2 separate regions of the Homo sapiens genome follow, and region 2 is linked to region 1. Evidence: read pairs that join two places in POLR2A ChIA-PET (ENCODE). Cell type or tissue: A673. All regions are shown on one strand. Each heading gives the region's core, and the rest is flanking DNA. Links, peaks and the distances in the headings are about the cores only. Region 1 overlaps PTPN13 (protein tyrosine phosphatase non-receptor type 13). Region 2 has its middle 13 kb from the start of PTPN13.

Evidence for each region. ChIA-PET counts read pairs that join two places held together with the same protein. Peaks named below come from ENCODE experiments on the same cell type or tissue, not always from the same donor. Only the 100,000 strongest peaks of a DNase experiment are listed, where the experiment ranks them.
Region 2: POLR2A ChIA-PET joins it to region 1 with 5 read pairs; 4 of 35 experiments call an interaction of 5 or more read pairs at or near these places.

What each region holds. Positions count from the first base shown.
Region 1 is chr4:86,651,721-86,654,220 of GRCh38, reverse strand. The region is part of intron 2 of PTPN13 (protein tyrosine phosphatase non-receptor type 13); the gene reads right to left. Among named protein-coding and RNA genes, the nearest start is that of PTPN13, 59 kb to the right of the region's middle. In A673, for the core only: a CTCF peak has its summit at 780 (motif pointing left); no DNase peak of the experiment used is centred there.
Region 2 is chr4:86,574,681-86,588,169 of GRCh38, reverse strand. It overlaps a transcript of MAPK10 not described here. Among named protein-coding and RNA genes, the nearest start is that of PTPN13, 13 kb to the left of the region's middle. In A673, for the core only: no CTCF peak of the experiment used is centred there; a DNase peak (open chromatin) is centred at 5,509; H3K4me3 peaks cover 1,119 bases; H3K27ac peaks cover 635 bases.

The sequences.
Region 1 (2,500 bases), core at 1-2,500:
ATTTTTTTGAAGGGTTTTTTTGTGTGTCTATCTCCTTCAGTTCTGCTCTGGTCTTAGTTATTTCTTGCCTTCTGCTAGCTTTTGAATGTGTTTGCTCTTGCTTCTCTAGTTCTTTTAATTGTGATGTTAGGGTGTCAATTTTAGATCTTTCCTGCTTTCTCTTGTGGGCATTTAGTGCTATAAATTTCCCTCTACACACTGCTTTAAATGTGATAAGAGCTATCTTATAGTTTTAAGATGATCCAAAGCTAAAAATCCTGGAGTTTTGATATGTTAAACTTTACATTTTATGCATTGAAGTTTAGGTACACATCACAGCTTTAAGTTAAATATTCGTATCTGCACCACAGATGTTTCTTAATAAAGCTCTGCTTTTCAATGTCTTTAGTTACTTTTCAATTTTCTAGAAATATTTATTCTGGAAAAGATTTTCTGAAGTTGTATTTCTTCTTAGTTTTTTAAAAAATAATACAAATAAAGGTTTCTCTTTTTAAATATATACACACTGTGATCACTTCTTTTGAAGCAAATGGCCAGTTGCTGCATGCAATGTTGAATTTATGTTTGGAGTATTTTATATTATGGACTTCTGAAAACAATGGTTTGAAATTTCTGCTTTTTGAATCATGAGTTGTGAACTGGACTTTCAAGTTGCATATTAGGTGCATGTTTTTCTGTGAATGGTTAATAAAAAACAATAAACACAAAATCAAAAAAAAAAAAAAGAGTTGAGGCGCTCCGGAGCTTAGGGCGCCCCCTAGTGCTGAAATGGCTGCAGTAATTGCAGGCTTAGATCACAATACTCAATCCCCTTTGAATTCATGGAAAGCCTTGTCAAGAAAGTTGGGTACAAACAAGACTAGACTGCAAAGACTGGAATAAATACCTAACTCTTCAATGCCCAGACATCAATGAACATCCGAAAGCATCAGGGACACACAAGGAAACATGACTTCACCAAATGGACTAAATAAGGCACTAGTGACCAATCTTGGAGTGATGAAGGTATTCCTTTCAGATAGGAAATTCAAAATAGCTGTCTGGAGGAAACTCAATGAACATCAAGAAAACAAGAGAAGGAATTCAGAATTCTATCAGAGAAATTTAACTAAGAGATTAAAATTTTAAAAATCAAGTAGAAATTCTGGAACTGAAAAATTCAAATGACAAACTGAAAAATCATCAAAGAATCTCAACAGCAGAACTGATCAAGCAGAAGGAAAAACTGATGAGCTCAACAACAGGCTATATGGAAATACACAGTCGGGGGAAAAATAAGAAAGAATAAAAAAGAATAAAGCATGGCTACGAGATCTGGAAAATAACCTCAAAAGGGCAAATCTAAGAATTATTGGCCTTAAAGAGGATGTAAAGACAGACAGTGCAATAGAAAGTTTAGTTACAGAGAACTCTTCAAACCTACAGTATGAATATCCAAGTATGAAAAGATCACAGAACACCAAGAAGATTTAACCCAAATACAACTACCTCAAGGTATATAATTATCAAACTCAAAGGAGAAGGATAAAGAAAGGATCCTAAAAGCAGCAAGAGAAAATATACAAATAACATATAAAGGAGCTCTGACATTTCTGACAGCAGAATTCCTACTGGACACCTCATAGGCCAGGAGGAAATGGAATGACCCATTCAAAATGCTGAAGGAAAAAACTGTTCCAACCTAGAATATTATATCCAGCAAAATTATCCTTCAAACATGAAGGAGAGATAAAGACTTCCCCAGACAAACAAAAGCTGATGGATTTTGTAGCACTAGATGTGCCTTACAAAAAATGCTAAAGAGAGGTCTTCAATCTGGAAGAATGTTTATGAGCAACAAGAAATCATCTGACAGAATAAAATTCACTAGTGATAATAAGTACATAAAAAATACAGAATACTCTAACACTGTAATTGTTGTATATAAATCATGCATATTTTAGTAGACTAAAAGAAAAACCCATCAAAAATAATAACTAAAATAACTTTTAAAGAGAAAGCAATAGCAAACCAAACTCAAAATTAGAAGAAAAGAAAGATCAGAGCAAAAATTATTAAAATTGAGATTAAAAAAATACAAAAGATCAACCAAACAAAAAAACTGGATTTTTTTGTTTTTTGTTTTTAACAGATGGTTCATCACTATGTTGCCCAAGCTAGAATACAGTGGCTATTCACAGGTGTGATCATAGTGCACTGAAGCCTCAAACTCCTAGTCTCGGCTGATCCAATTCTCCTGCCTCAGCCTCCTGTGTAGCTTGGACTACAGATGTGTGCCACTGCATCTGGCTAATTGGTTTTTTGAAAAGATAAACAAAATTGAAAAACTTTTAGCCAAGGTAAGAAAAAAAGAGACAAGACCCAATTAAATAAAAGCAGAGATGAAAAAGGGGACATTACAACTGATATCACAGAAATTCAAAGGATCATTAGAGACTATTAGGAGAAACAATATCCCAATAAATTGGAAAACCTAGAAGAAATGGATCAATTCCTAGAA
Region 2 (13,489 bases), core at 4,271-6,770, 70 kb after region 1:
ATAATGGAGCCCCCAGACTGTATTCCAGTATTTTATGTTGGACCCATGGACAACCACATAATGGAGCCCCCAGACTGTATTCCAGGTATGTGTGATTGTGCTTTTTTCTAGGGAAAATGTCCATACTTTTTTTCTCCTTTTAAAAGATGGGTCTTGCTCTCTTGCTCAGGCTGGAGTGCAGTGGCTATTCACAGGCACAGCCATACTACACAGCGGCCTCAAACTCCTGGGCTCAAGTGAATCTACAGCCTCAGCCTACCAAGTAGCTGGGACTAGAGGCACGCATTGCCACACCCAGCTTCATCCATAATTTTTTGACAAATTCACAAAGGGGTCTATATCTCTCCAAAGTGTTAAGAGTGTGTGTTTTAAATGCCAGTGATTTTTAAATGCCACCTTTTACCTCAAAGGCTGAAATGAATTCTGGGCTAATCTAAATCTGTAAATAGCAATGTTTTCCCAGCTGGCTTCTTGTGTTCATCTCAATGTGAAATATTTGCATTCTGGCTTGTACCAACTATGTTAGTGTTTTTCCCTACTTTAAGCCCAGGAGCATATTATCCTTTCTTGCTTACAGAGTAAGAGCTGTGATGGGAACGTTGCCCAGGTGAGAAGCAGAAGCAAGATAAGTAATCCACTAAAACATGAGCAGATAATTGAAGCACAAATTCTGACAGTGCTTAAGGAAGACTTTGTGAGGCAATACTAACACTTCCAAGTGAACCAAGAATTAGCTGGGGAAAAAAAATGCAGTGATAGAAACCAGATAGGACTAGAATTACCTTCAGGTCCATTGAATACAAAAGTTATTTTCTTTTGGTAGTAGCTGAACGCTCTTTAAAATTTGAGAATTCCCCTAGGATGCAGAGTCACATGACAGAAATGACAGAGATAACTAAACACTGGGACAAAGTACATTGAAAAGAACACAGCGTTTGCACTCAGAAAACCTAAGTACAAATCTTGGCAAGCCACTTAACTTCTTTGAGTATCTTCCTCATTTGTAAAGTGAAGGAAATAAGAATAGCGAATATGTTCCACACATGATAGCCTGTAATGTTTTTTCAATATTCAGCAGGAGCAAATACAATATATGCATGAAAACTGTAAGCTTTAGGCCACTATTTTTTAAAGCCAAACAACAAAAAGCTTTACAGGTTTTTGGAATTGCTGGATATTTTAGGCTTGAGATAATTTTTGGACTTAATTTTTTCGTTCTGAAGAGAAACTTTGGAAAATATTTACAGGCACCAGGACTCGCTAGATCTATGAAATACTAAGACAGAAAAATTTAATTGTGGTGCTCCTGTAACTTCCACTTTTCTTTGCAAATGAACTTCTTTTGTATATTTAGCTTATTTCCCGTTTTCCCCTACTGGCCCCAAACTGACCAGGGCTAGTCAGTTACACTTATTAGAGCTGGCTACACCATAAAAGCAACCATCTATTCTTACTTGATTTTCCAGGTGCTTCAAGGCTCTACCCGAACCAAAACATTTCCCTCACCTAAATTTTTTGGCTAGAAATTCTCACTTTTAGTTATTAATGAGTTAAACTGCAAAGGTTTTATCTTTAGAAAGTCATAGTTAAAATTCACTTTATTTTCTAGCTTTCTCTCTTCACACGTTAATGTGGATTGGTTTATCAGATTAGTTAGTTGTCATTTTAAACCCTAAAGGAGAGAGATACTGGAGCTGCAAATTCAAATTAACGAAGGGGAAGTAGGAAAGAGGGGAAGCCAGTTTCGATGATGAGTGAAAGACAGAGAGAGGAATTTGGTGGGGGAGAGGTATGTGGTATGAGGGTGGCCCTCGGGGCTGATGATACCAAGGGAGGGGATCAAGGAAGTATATGTAGTACTAAAGGGGTGTGGCACTGAAGTCAAACTGCCTAATTCACAATTTTTACTAGGGTTGGTCCTGTCTCTGACTCATTTCTACTACTTGTCCTGGCAAGTTATGTAACTGCCTATTCAGTTTGGTTGAAGGGAATATGGCAAATAAGCATAACCCTTCTGTATTTTTGAAACTTAGCCATGTTAGAACATATACTAAGTAATTTAATGTGAATATGCTCTAATCCTGACCCACAGGGACTTGCCTTAGGGTTCATGGCTGCTAATCTTGATTTGTAAAAGTGTTCCCAGAAATGAAGACCAAGACAGAAGTTAAGCTTTCTAGTTTATCTTCTGTCTTAAAGAGTGTGATTTCATATTGTCTGATGGGAGTGAGCTGCTGTGCAAGAAAATTGATAATTAAAGGCTTTGTTAGGTGGAATTAGAGCATTTAATTTAAACAGGCATCACTTGAAAATAATTTTTTTAAGTCGATTGTCTTGATTTTTACATCTCCCCCTATAATGTCTAGTAGAAAACTTAGGAGGAAAATGGTCATATCTACAGAGACTAGTTATTAATCTAGAGCCAAACCCAGACTTACGATATTCATATTAAAAGGGGAACCTGCCACATTCAACAACATGAAGAGGGGAAATTTGTCTTAGAGAGCTGAAACGATTAGGATGAGTAGTTCTTCAGCTATTCTAAAAAGTTAAAGTAGAGAACTATAAAATATTATACATATATGATGTAAGCATTATATTTTCACTAAAAACCTACCGTTATGCATTCATTAGCCAGTCTTTGGATGCTGGGCCAAGGCCTTTTGACCATCGATCTACTGTTGGGAGTTCTAGATTGTCTTATTTACATAAACACTTTCCATAATGCAAAACCAACAGTTTTTTGTTTTAGTTTTTGTTAAAGGGAACATATAGCTTGAGGACACTTGTGAAACAATGAGTTTAGAATGCTTCCATTAAATATATTTTTGTAATATATTCCAGTTTTCTTGCCCATAGTAATTTGTGGCAATGATTTGTCTTTCCATAGCATTCAATTTCATTTTTAAAAAATGAAGAGAGATTACTACTGCATACAGAGTCTTGGAGTGTGGAGGGGGAAATAAGACTTTTTACCCTTCTAATGATATGGTTATTACGGTATACCATTAATATGAACCTAAAGAAGTATAAACTCTACTGCCTTTAATCAAAGAATATACTCCAGTTACTCGGCTTTCAATAAGCATTCTCTTGCTTTCTTGTTTGAATAATCTTCCTTTCTCCGGTCCAGTTCTCTTAATGGGAAAGTCTTCTCAATAGCAGCTTGAATTGGATTAAAAGTTGGATAAAAGTGTTAGATAAAAGTCCTGGATTGGATATTATTGAGCTACTGTCTTGGACTTTTAATCCAAGACTTTTATTGGATAAAAGTCTTCTCAATAGCAGCTTCAAGCTTCTCTTCACCAATAGCAGCTTGAATTGGGTGAAGAGTTAAAGTATCTGTTAACCAAAAATCACCTTCTTCATAACCCTGTCAGTTTGTCTACAAACTAGATTCCAGTTACATTAATAATGCAAATTTAGGCCAGGCAAGGTGGATCACACTTGTAAACTCAGCACTTTGGGAGGCTAAGTGGGAGGATCACTTGAACCCAGGAGTTTGAGATCAGCCTGGGCAACAGCCTGTAGACCCCATCTCTACAAAAAATTTTAAAAATTAGTCAGGTGTAGTGGTGTGCACCTATAGTCCCAGCAACTTGGGAGGCTGAGATGGGAGGATTGCTTGAGCCTGGAAGGTGGAGGCTTCTGTGATCTGTGATGGTGCCACTGCACTCCAGCCTGGTGACAGAGTGAGACCCTCTCGTAGGAACTCCATACTCCCCAAAATTTCTTACCACTCCCAATATTTCCAGGATTTTTCAAGACATATTAATATATGCTCTGTAAACTTCCTTTGTTTTTCCACTTAGACCTCCTAAAAGTTTAATACCTGAGTGTCACTTACTGTAGAGTTTCCTGACACGTCTGCTGCTGCTTATACCCTCTGTGACAGAATTAATCTTGATGTTGTAGGGATTGTCTCTCAGTGATTCCCAAACTGCCTACCAAAGAGCTAGAGCTGGGCTGGGCTTAACTGCAGAAGTGAGGCCACCACTGTGCCATACTTTGTCAGTTGGTTCTTGAAGCAGCACCAGTTGGGTTCACTATATCACAAAGTCTCTAATAAAATTAACTATTTTATATGGATTATCACCCTACATACACCCATGCATGCACACACACAGACATACACACACTCACACACATTCATACATTCATTACCTGTCTTTTAACCAAAAGTAAAACACATCTATGCATAAATTCATTCACCAGCCCTTTCTTTGAGAAATCACCAGCCCTTTCTTTCAGCAAATAGCTAGACTCTGATAATCAGGATATTACAAGGGGGTGGAAGGTGGGTACCTCAATTTAGATAAGATAAAAGATATCTTTTATTTAAAGCACTGTTACCTACTTTGGGCATGTGATCATATTTTTCTCAGAATATGAACTCTTTTAGGGCAGTGCATCAGAAAGACTATTGGCCCCAAGTAACAGAGTATCTGATAAGCAGTGGCTTAAACAGAAAGGGTTATTTTCTCACATTAGAAACCAGGTAATAGGCAACTGCTTCTGACAGTGCAGTAGCTCAACAATATCCAATCCAGGATCACTGCAATTATCTTTACCTTCCTCTTAAAGTCATAACAGGACTGCAGCAATTCCACACATTCGATCCTCTTTCAAGACCGAAAAAGAATGATGGAAAACTGCGTTTTTTTAATGTAGAAAAACTGACTTTCCCCCAAAAGACTTCTCTCTAGTATTCTTTCACCTACATATTGATGGCCGGAATTATGTCTTATGACCACTTCTGATTGCAAGGAAAGCAAGGAAGCAAGTACATAGCTTTTCTAGCTTCTAGAAAAGGTAGGCATGAGATGAAGGGATTGAAAATATATGGGGGCCAGGCGTGGTGACTCACGCCTGTAATCCCAGCACTTTGGGAGGCCGAGGCGGGCAGATCACAAGGCCAGGCAATCGAGACCATCCTGGCTGATACAGTGAAACCACGTCTCTACTAAAAATACAAAAAAAAAGAAAAGAAAATATATGTTAGTTTACTTAGGTAACTGTACTACCTAAGTAAACTACTTAGGTACTTTAGGTACTGTACTACATGGGGGTACTACAGACAGAGTTAGTGTTCACTGGGTGGTGAGGGTAGGGTGAACAGGTTATTTGGATGTAGTAACAATAAGTTTTTCCATCAATCACTAATTAAATAAGAAAGATCTTTATGAGCTATTTCAATTTAACAAAAAATTTTAAATGATTATTTGGTTTTTGAATAATACAATAATATTTTCATAAAATAATATGTTAATTTTATTTATATCACCTAATTATATTAATAACACATTCAAATATAACCACAGTAGTAAGATAAAAATATAAATTATCAACTAAAATGCAAAAATCTTATAAAAGATTAAATTTTATGTAAAGTATCATTGTTTTCTCAGCTACTATAGAAAGTGTCCTATCAAATTACCAGTCTTTGAGGGCTCATTGGTTTAGTTCCCAATTCCTGTTTGACAGTCATCAGTGCCAGGCCACTGCCTCTCTCTTTTCCCACAGTGTCGTTTGTGTAAGTGGTTTTTTTAGATGACATAGATGATTATTTCAGTCTTGCTCTAGTTATAGATTAAGCCAAGTAAATGGAATAGCTTTAAGGAAAAGGAGGCCTGTTTTGGGAGGGCAAAGAGCCAAGGTAGTTATTTGATATGATCATGAATAAAGATAAGGTTCGTATAATTTTGGTAAAATCAAGGTTCTAAGTTTATATTTGCAAGATATGTGCAAAAACCCTTGCTTGATTTTGTCTGTTTCAAACTACTATAGTAATCACTTTCTAAATAGCATGTATTTATATTAGTAATATGGTATCTAGTACTTGGAAATTATGCTAATTTTATACTGAACTTATAACAAAGTAAACAAAAACGTATTAGCAAATTTGCCTTGTACTTACAAATTTCTTCTTCTCAAAAGGGATTTTTAATTTTGAAAGAGTTAGAGATTACATTTGGCTTACTTTTTCTGTTTTCCTAAATGCGTTTTATATTTGCTGTTACTTTCACTTTTACAGATTACAAACAATAAACGATTTCTTGTACTTTTGAAGACAAAGAAAAAAGCCTGTAGATTCAGTATGAAGCTCCTGAGAATTCCTATTACACTTGGCACCTGATAAATGATATTTTAACAAAAAATAAGTTCCTGTTTGGACATCAGTTGTGCAAACCACTTGATTCACATGCCTCTGCAGTATTAGAATATATATATATATATATATATATATATATATATATATATATATATATAATATATATAGCTTAAAGTGTTTTACTAATTTCCAGAAACTTATCAGTGCCAGCAAATAACACATAAGAACATACAGCTCAGTTGGTGTGTCCAATTAATAATGTTTTTAAAAATTGATAGTCTATTCAAAGATACATAGAGGTTGTATAAAGAATTTAGAGTTCTTATACTTCATCTTCACCAAAATAACACACACACACACACACACACACACACACACACAATAACTGAAAAAAAAAGATAGCTTAGTTATACAAAACAACCAGAATAAATATAACAAATTTCTTTAAATAGAACACCTGCTGGGGAAATGTGGCATGATTGAAATATCATCGATTGCATTTTGACAACATGCTTACCATTTTTCTTTGTTATTTTTGTGCTTGTGAACATATATAATTTTGAAGAATCTCGACTTAATTTTATTACAGCACTAATATAATTTGTATTTGACATTTTTATTATATTTCTAGTAACACATTACTAATTTCAACCTTTAGAAGGTTGCATTGCTTTGCCTATGGTAGTTATTCAATAGATATTGAATTTACTTTTATTATTTTATATGTGTTGAAATTATTTCTCTTCCTGTTTTAGGGAATAGAGCTGATCTTTCCATTTTTTTCTGTATTTTTTTTTTTAAATTTCAGACAAGGGTATGTCCATATGCCATAAGAAAGTCAAATAGACATGGTGCAAAACCCTCTGATTGTCTGCTAGTACAATTCTAGCAGTTCTGGCAATAAGTTGAATCCATAAAATGCAAAGTAATTTTTCACTTGAAATAGAAGACAGGAAACTAATTTAATATGTACCCAAAAGATAATATTCATTTAGAATTGAAGCAAAACACCATTTATTCAAAGACAACTGACTATAAAATAGGATTCTCCTGTGGCATTAGGGTAGGCTTTGCACTCTGGGAGAATCTTGGAAGGGCCACAGAGAAACTCTCACCTTCCTTTGATTTCACAACTCCAGGTCAAATCAGGCTGTTTATCCGCAGGAAGTAGAGATATGTTGGGGTTAACTTGGTGTACAGTTGTCATGTGTTACATTTTTCTTTCTCTCCTCTACCAACTCCACATTCTGAGCTCCATTCAAAGAAATGTGTGTCCACATGAGTTATCCATGTTGCATGGAGTAGAAGGGAGGGTTTATTTATACAATCTCAAGCCCCTTAGCTCCCATTAAAATCTTGCTAGAAAAAAATTGATTTCAATGTGATTATTTAGGTTTTTAGCATTTGAAAAATGATCTTTGACTATCTCAGGATTTTTTTAAATAGAGAAATTAAAATATTTGATAAAGTTGCATATTTAAAATTTAGAAGTACAGAAAATGATGCAAAATTAAGGCAAAGTAAGAACATTAAGACCACTGATTTACTTTTTTTTTTCTGAGGTGGAGTCTCGCTCTGTCGCACAGGCTGGAATGCAGTGGCCTGATCTCAGCTCACTGCAACCTCTGCCTCCTGGCTTCAAGCAATTCTCCTGCCTCAGCCTCCCAAGTAGCTGGGACTACAGATGTACGCCACCATGCCCGGCTAATTTTTGTATGTTTAGTAGGAGCGGGGTTTTGCCATGTTGATCAGGCTGATCTCAAACTCCTGACCTCAAGTGATCCACTCACCTTGGTCTCCCAAAGTGCTGGGATTACAGGTGTGAGCCACAGCGTCCGGCCAACTTTTATACAAAGGGTATTTAGTCTAATTATTAATTTGTTTCCAAACATACTGCTTGCTAAAGTACACTTTTTCTTTAAGTTGGCTTAACTAGTAACTCATAAAAACAGGCCACGGACGGTGTCTCACACTGGTAATCCCAGCACTTTGGGAGGCAGGAGGATCACTTGAAATCCAGAGTTCAAGAGCAACCTGGGCAACACAGCAAGACCTCTATCTACAAAAAATAAAAATAATTAGTCCGTGTGGTGGCAGGCATTTGTAGTCCCAACTACTTGGGAGGCTGAGGTGGGAGGATCACTTGAGCCTAGGAGTTTGAGGTTACAGTGAGCTGTGATCGTGCCAATGCACTCCAGCCTGGGTGACAGAGCAAGACCCTGTCTCTTAAAAAGAAAAATCTAAAACATAGAAAACATACATCTGATTTTAAAAATATTTTTCTTTTAGTGTATCTGAGAAGTGAAAAACTTAAAAATTGTCCAGTAATTATTATGGTGGTTAATATTTTTAATGGAAATATAATCTCTGGAATTAAATTTTCTCAGTTGTTAAATGATAAGTATCTTCAAGGTGGCCAGACTTTGCTATATTAAATTGTATCCCAAAACATTTTATGTGAAATAAAGCAAGACATAGAAGAGTGCATATGGGAAATATAAGAAAGTGTGTGTGTGTGTGTGTGTGTGTGTGTGTGTGTGTATACACATATCCATATTTGCTTGTATTTATATAAAGAATTACTGAGAGGATTCAGACTATAAAAATGGTTATTTGTAGAGAACTGGGAAGAATGAGGTAAATGTGCATGGCAGCAGGTTCAAGACTTCTTACTGTATGCTGATATCTTTTACTTTTTGAAACATGTGAAATTACCTAGTCAGAAAAAACAAAAGAAAACAAAAAGTACCTTAAACAGAAAGAGAAACACCTGAGAAAGGAAAATGGAGATGTGGGTAAGGAAACAGAGATAGGAAAGTTTCTTGTAGATGGCTTCTGTTTTCTCTGAGGCTAAGGAGTGGGATAATCTGCTGATCCAATGTACTGCTGTAGTAGTAACATAAACTTTGTATCTTTCTTCCTATCTTTGCCGTATATCCTGTTGAATTAAAGATACATTCTCACTGGCAGAAAATATTGGGTGAATTTCCAAGTTAGATTTGTTTTTTCCATATGACTTTTTAGATTATATCACATTTATTAACTTAAAAATAATTATTAAGAATAAAAGTGTCATCCTTATTTCACTCACTTCCAGTGTTTTCTTGAACAACTTCACTGTTCCTCTAATGTTGATGTTTTAATATATGTAATGATAGAGTTGGTAATCTATCTTCCAGATTTTTAAACAGAAAATCTTCAAGATTTTCTGTTTAAAATGCTTCATTATGTCACAAGTTGGAACTTGAGGTGCAAGACGTCAATCAAGACAAAAGTTCTCTTATTCTCTCCTCCATGAAACTTTTTCCCTCTTTTCATTCATTACAAATATTTGCTGCTAGAAAACTCTTATAAACTGCATTTTAATAAATACTCTCAAATATGGAAAACAATAATTAAGCTGAAAATTATCTATGATTTGAATGTTCACAAATAGTTTAACCTTTGAAAATAAGCATATTACAATTCAAATAGTGCTTCAGGTCTTTTAAGAGAACAGTGAAAAACAACACACAAAAGCACAATAATAGTTTATGGCCTTTATTCTCCATCTCAGGTTATGTCTTTGTAGAAGCAACCACTTTAATTCTTCCAGCTTTTTCTTCTGATTTTATCTTCATGTTTCTAAACAACATCATTAGACTGCTATTGAAAGGCAGAGTAGTAAGGTGGTCAAGAGCTGCTGGGATTTAAATCCCAGCTCTCCCACTGCCATTCCTTTTCATTCTGGATATTATTTCTTAACCAAAGCACAATTGATATTTTGTGCCAGATAATGATTTGTGGTAGGGAGCTGTACTGTGCACTACAGGATGTTTAGCAGCATCCCTGGCCTCTACCCACTAGATGCCAGCAGCACTGCCACCCCAGCTATAACAACTAAAAATGTCTCTAGGTATTGCCAAATGTCCCCTGGGGTTGGGAGCAACATCACCCCCAGTTGAAAACCACTGATCTTGGGGAAATTAACTAAATTTTCTGTGTTTTTGCTCGCTCATCAGCAAACTTGGAATTAGTAATACCAACCTTAGAAATTACTACCTTATTAATATAGGTATTAATAATACCAACCTTAATTCCAATTGACTTGGAATTAATACTAACCTTAATCCTAGTATCAGGATTACATGGATAGTATTTGTGAAGCACTTACTGCCTAGACCACAATAAATATTCTATAAATATTTACTCAATAAAATGGTATTTAAAATTTTTCTTCTCTGTTTTATCCATTAGACTTTCATGCCCCTGTTTTTCCAATTCAATGATCTCAATTTCAATTTTGTCAATATTCAGCCTTTATAACGATTGCAACCACGTAATTACTCAAAACTGAGTTGCATAGAGTATTTGGATTATATTAATTTTCTTGGGCTATTTTATTTTCCTTCTGGAGTAAATAATTGTCCTTTTTTGTTTGCTTGCTTGGTTTTCTGTGTGCTTAAATGTCCCTAAACTATCAGAAACATAAATCTCCTCTCAACAAGGTTGGCAAACAAACACATTTTTCCATTTCAGGGACTTTCTTATTAGAGCTTTGCATTCTCCTACTCTAATATGTACTTGTTCTTTAGGCCTGCTGCATAGATGTCATTCTGGAATTTCTTTGTATCATTGTTCTGGGGATTCTCTTTATCTTTATTGTGTGTTTGATTCTTTATTTCTGAGTCTTATGTCCTTTTCCTTCTAGTTTGCTCTTTTGATTTAATGGCATACATCTTTCTTTTTAATTAAAAAAAATTTTTTTGAGACAAGGTCTTTCTCTGTCACCCAGACTAGAGTGCAGTGTCATGATCACAGCTCACTGCAGTCTCAACCTCCCAGGCTCAAGCAATCCTCCTACCTCAGCCTCCCAAGCAGCTGGTATTACAAGTGTGCACCATCACATCCGGCCAATTATTTTTTGTAGAGGTGGGTGGTTGCGGGGGTTCTCACTACATTGCTCAGCTTGTCTCAAACTCTGGGCTCAAAGACAACCCTCCCACCTCGGCATCCCAAAGAGCTGCGATTACATGTGTAAGCCAATATAGTGGGCCTAAAAATGCATTTATACTAAATATAATGTTGGAAATTCTTTTACCTCAAAATATTAAAAGCAGCGCTCTATTGTCTCTGGACTTTCAGAATTGCAGCTGAAAAGTCTGTCATTCTAGTTCCTGAGTTTTTAAATGTAAATTGTTTTCCCTCAGTGGAAGGTTTGGGATCTTTATCCTAAAACCTTCGTCTAGTGTTCAGACATTTCACAATAATTAACCAATTATAGGTTTTTTGTTTTTTTTTTTTGGGACGGAGTCTCGCACTGTCCCCTAGGCTGGACTACAGTGGCGCGATCTCGGCTCACTGCAAGCTCCGCCTCCCGGGTTCATGCCATTCTCCTGCCTCAGCCTCCCAAGTTAGCTGGGACTACAGGCACCCGCCACCGCGCCCGGCTAATTTTTTGTATTTTTAGTAGAGACGGGGTTTCGCTGTGTTAGTCAGGCTGGTCTTGATCTCCTGACCTCATGATCCACCCGTCTCGGCCTCCCAAAGTGCTGGGATTACAGGCGTGAGCCACCGCGCCCGGCCTACTATAGGCCGTTTAAAATCATGCTGGGCACTGGAAATTCAGGTCTTTCAGTTTAAGAAATGTTCTTGCATTATAACGCTATTAACTACTCTACCTGCCACACCCCCACCCCGGTTTAGTATCTCTGTTCTTTGTAGAGCTACCATTAATCAGATGCTAAACCTCTAATTTTCTTATGCTGCTTCTTGATAATTTTATTCTTATTGTCTTCCCCCCTCATTTTCTGAGAAATATCTTAGATGTCATCTTTTTCCACTGAATTTTTATGTCCTATTTTTAATTTACAGGAGCTCTTTCTGGATCTTTGAATGATTCTTTTAAAAACATACAGTATTACCTGGGCATGATGGCTTGTACCTTTAATCACAGCTACTCAGGAGGCTGAGGTGAGAAGATCACTTAAGCCCAGGAGTTTGAGGTAGCAGTGAGCTATGAGCATCACTGCACTCCAGCCTGGGCAATATATAATACACACACACACACACACACACACGCATACACACACAATATTATGTTATGTTACCTAGCATACAATATCTTCTCTCATCTCTTTGAAGGTGACAGTGATACTTTATTTACTCCAAATGCTATTTTTTTCTGTTTATTGTTATCTTCTCTCTCATGTTAGAGGTTTCCCTCAAATGACTTGTGATCTTTGTCTACCCTTTTGTGTTTAAGAATGAGTTACTACATCATAACCCCATCATACACCATGGAGTGTTTTTGGTTATGATGTAGTAACTCATTCTTAAACACAAATGCAAGTTTGCTTTACCATTTAAAAAGTAATCAATGTAACTCTGCATATCAACAGACTAGAAACAAAACAAAAACAACATATGATCTCCTGTGTCATCCCCTCCCAAAGCATTTGAAATAAATGTAATAACCATTCAAGATTCAAAAAAAGAAAAATAAAACTCAGCAAATTAGGAGTAGAAGATAACGTCCTCAACCTGATAAAGGATATCTACCAAAAAACTAGAGCTGACATACTTAATAATGAAAGATATTTATTTTCTTTTAAAAATCAGGACCAAATAAAATACATTTGTTCTAACTACTTGTGTGTATTAGTCAGCTCCAGAGAAACAGAACCAATAGGATGGATCTCTTTCCCATCCGATTCCATAATCCATATTATGATATCAAATATCCATAATATCTGAGATATTAGAGGAATTGGCTGACATGATTATGGAGGCTGAAAAGACCCACAACCTGCCATCTGCAAGTTGGAGACCCATGAAGGAAAGTGGTATAATTTCAGTCTGAGTCCGAAGGCCTGAGAATCAGGGGAGAATCAGTGCGAATCTTAGTCTAAGGGCAGGAGAAGGCCAATGTCCCGGCTCAAACAGGCAGACAGGAAGAAAAGAAGGGAGTTTCTCTTTCCTCTGTCATTTTGTTCTATTCAGGCCCTCAACAGATTGGATGATGCCCACCCACACTGGGAAGGGCAATCTATTTTACTGAATCCACTGATTCAAGTGCTCATCTCATTCAAATACATCCTCATAGACACATGCAGAAATAATGGTTAATTTGTGCACACTTTGGCACAATCAAGTTGACATGTTAACCATCATATTTTGTTAAATCATATATTAACTGCCCTGTTTAGAGCAATGAGGCAAGAAGAAGAAATAAGAGGTGTACAGATTATAAAGGAAGAAATAAAACTATCAGCATTCTCAGATGGTGTAATTTGCCCCCCATCCCCTCCCAAAGATTATTTAAAATTCTACTAAAATTAATAAGTGAGTTTAGCCAGGTCACAGAACATAAGATTAACATACAAAAGTAAGTTGTAT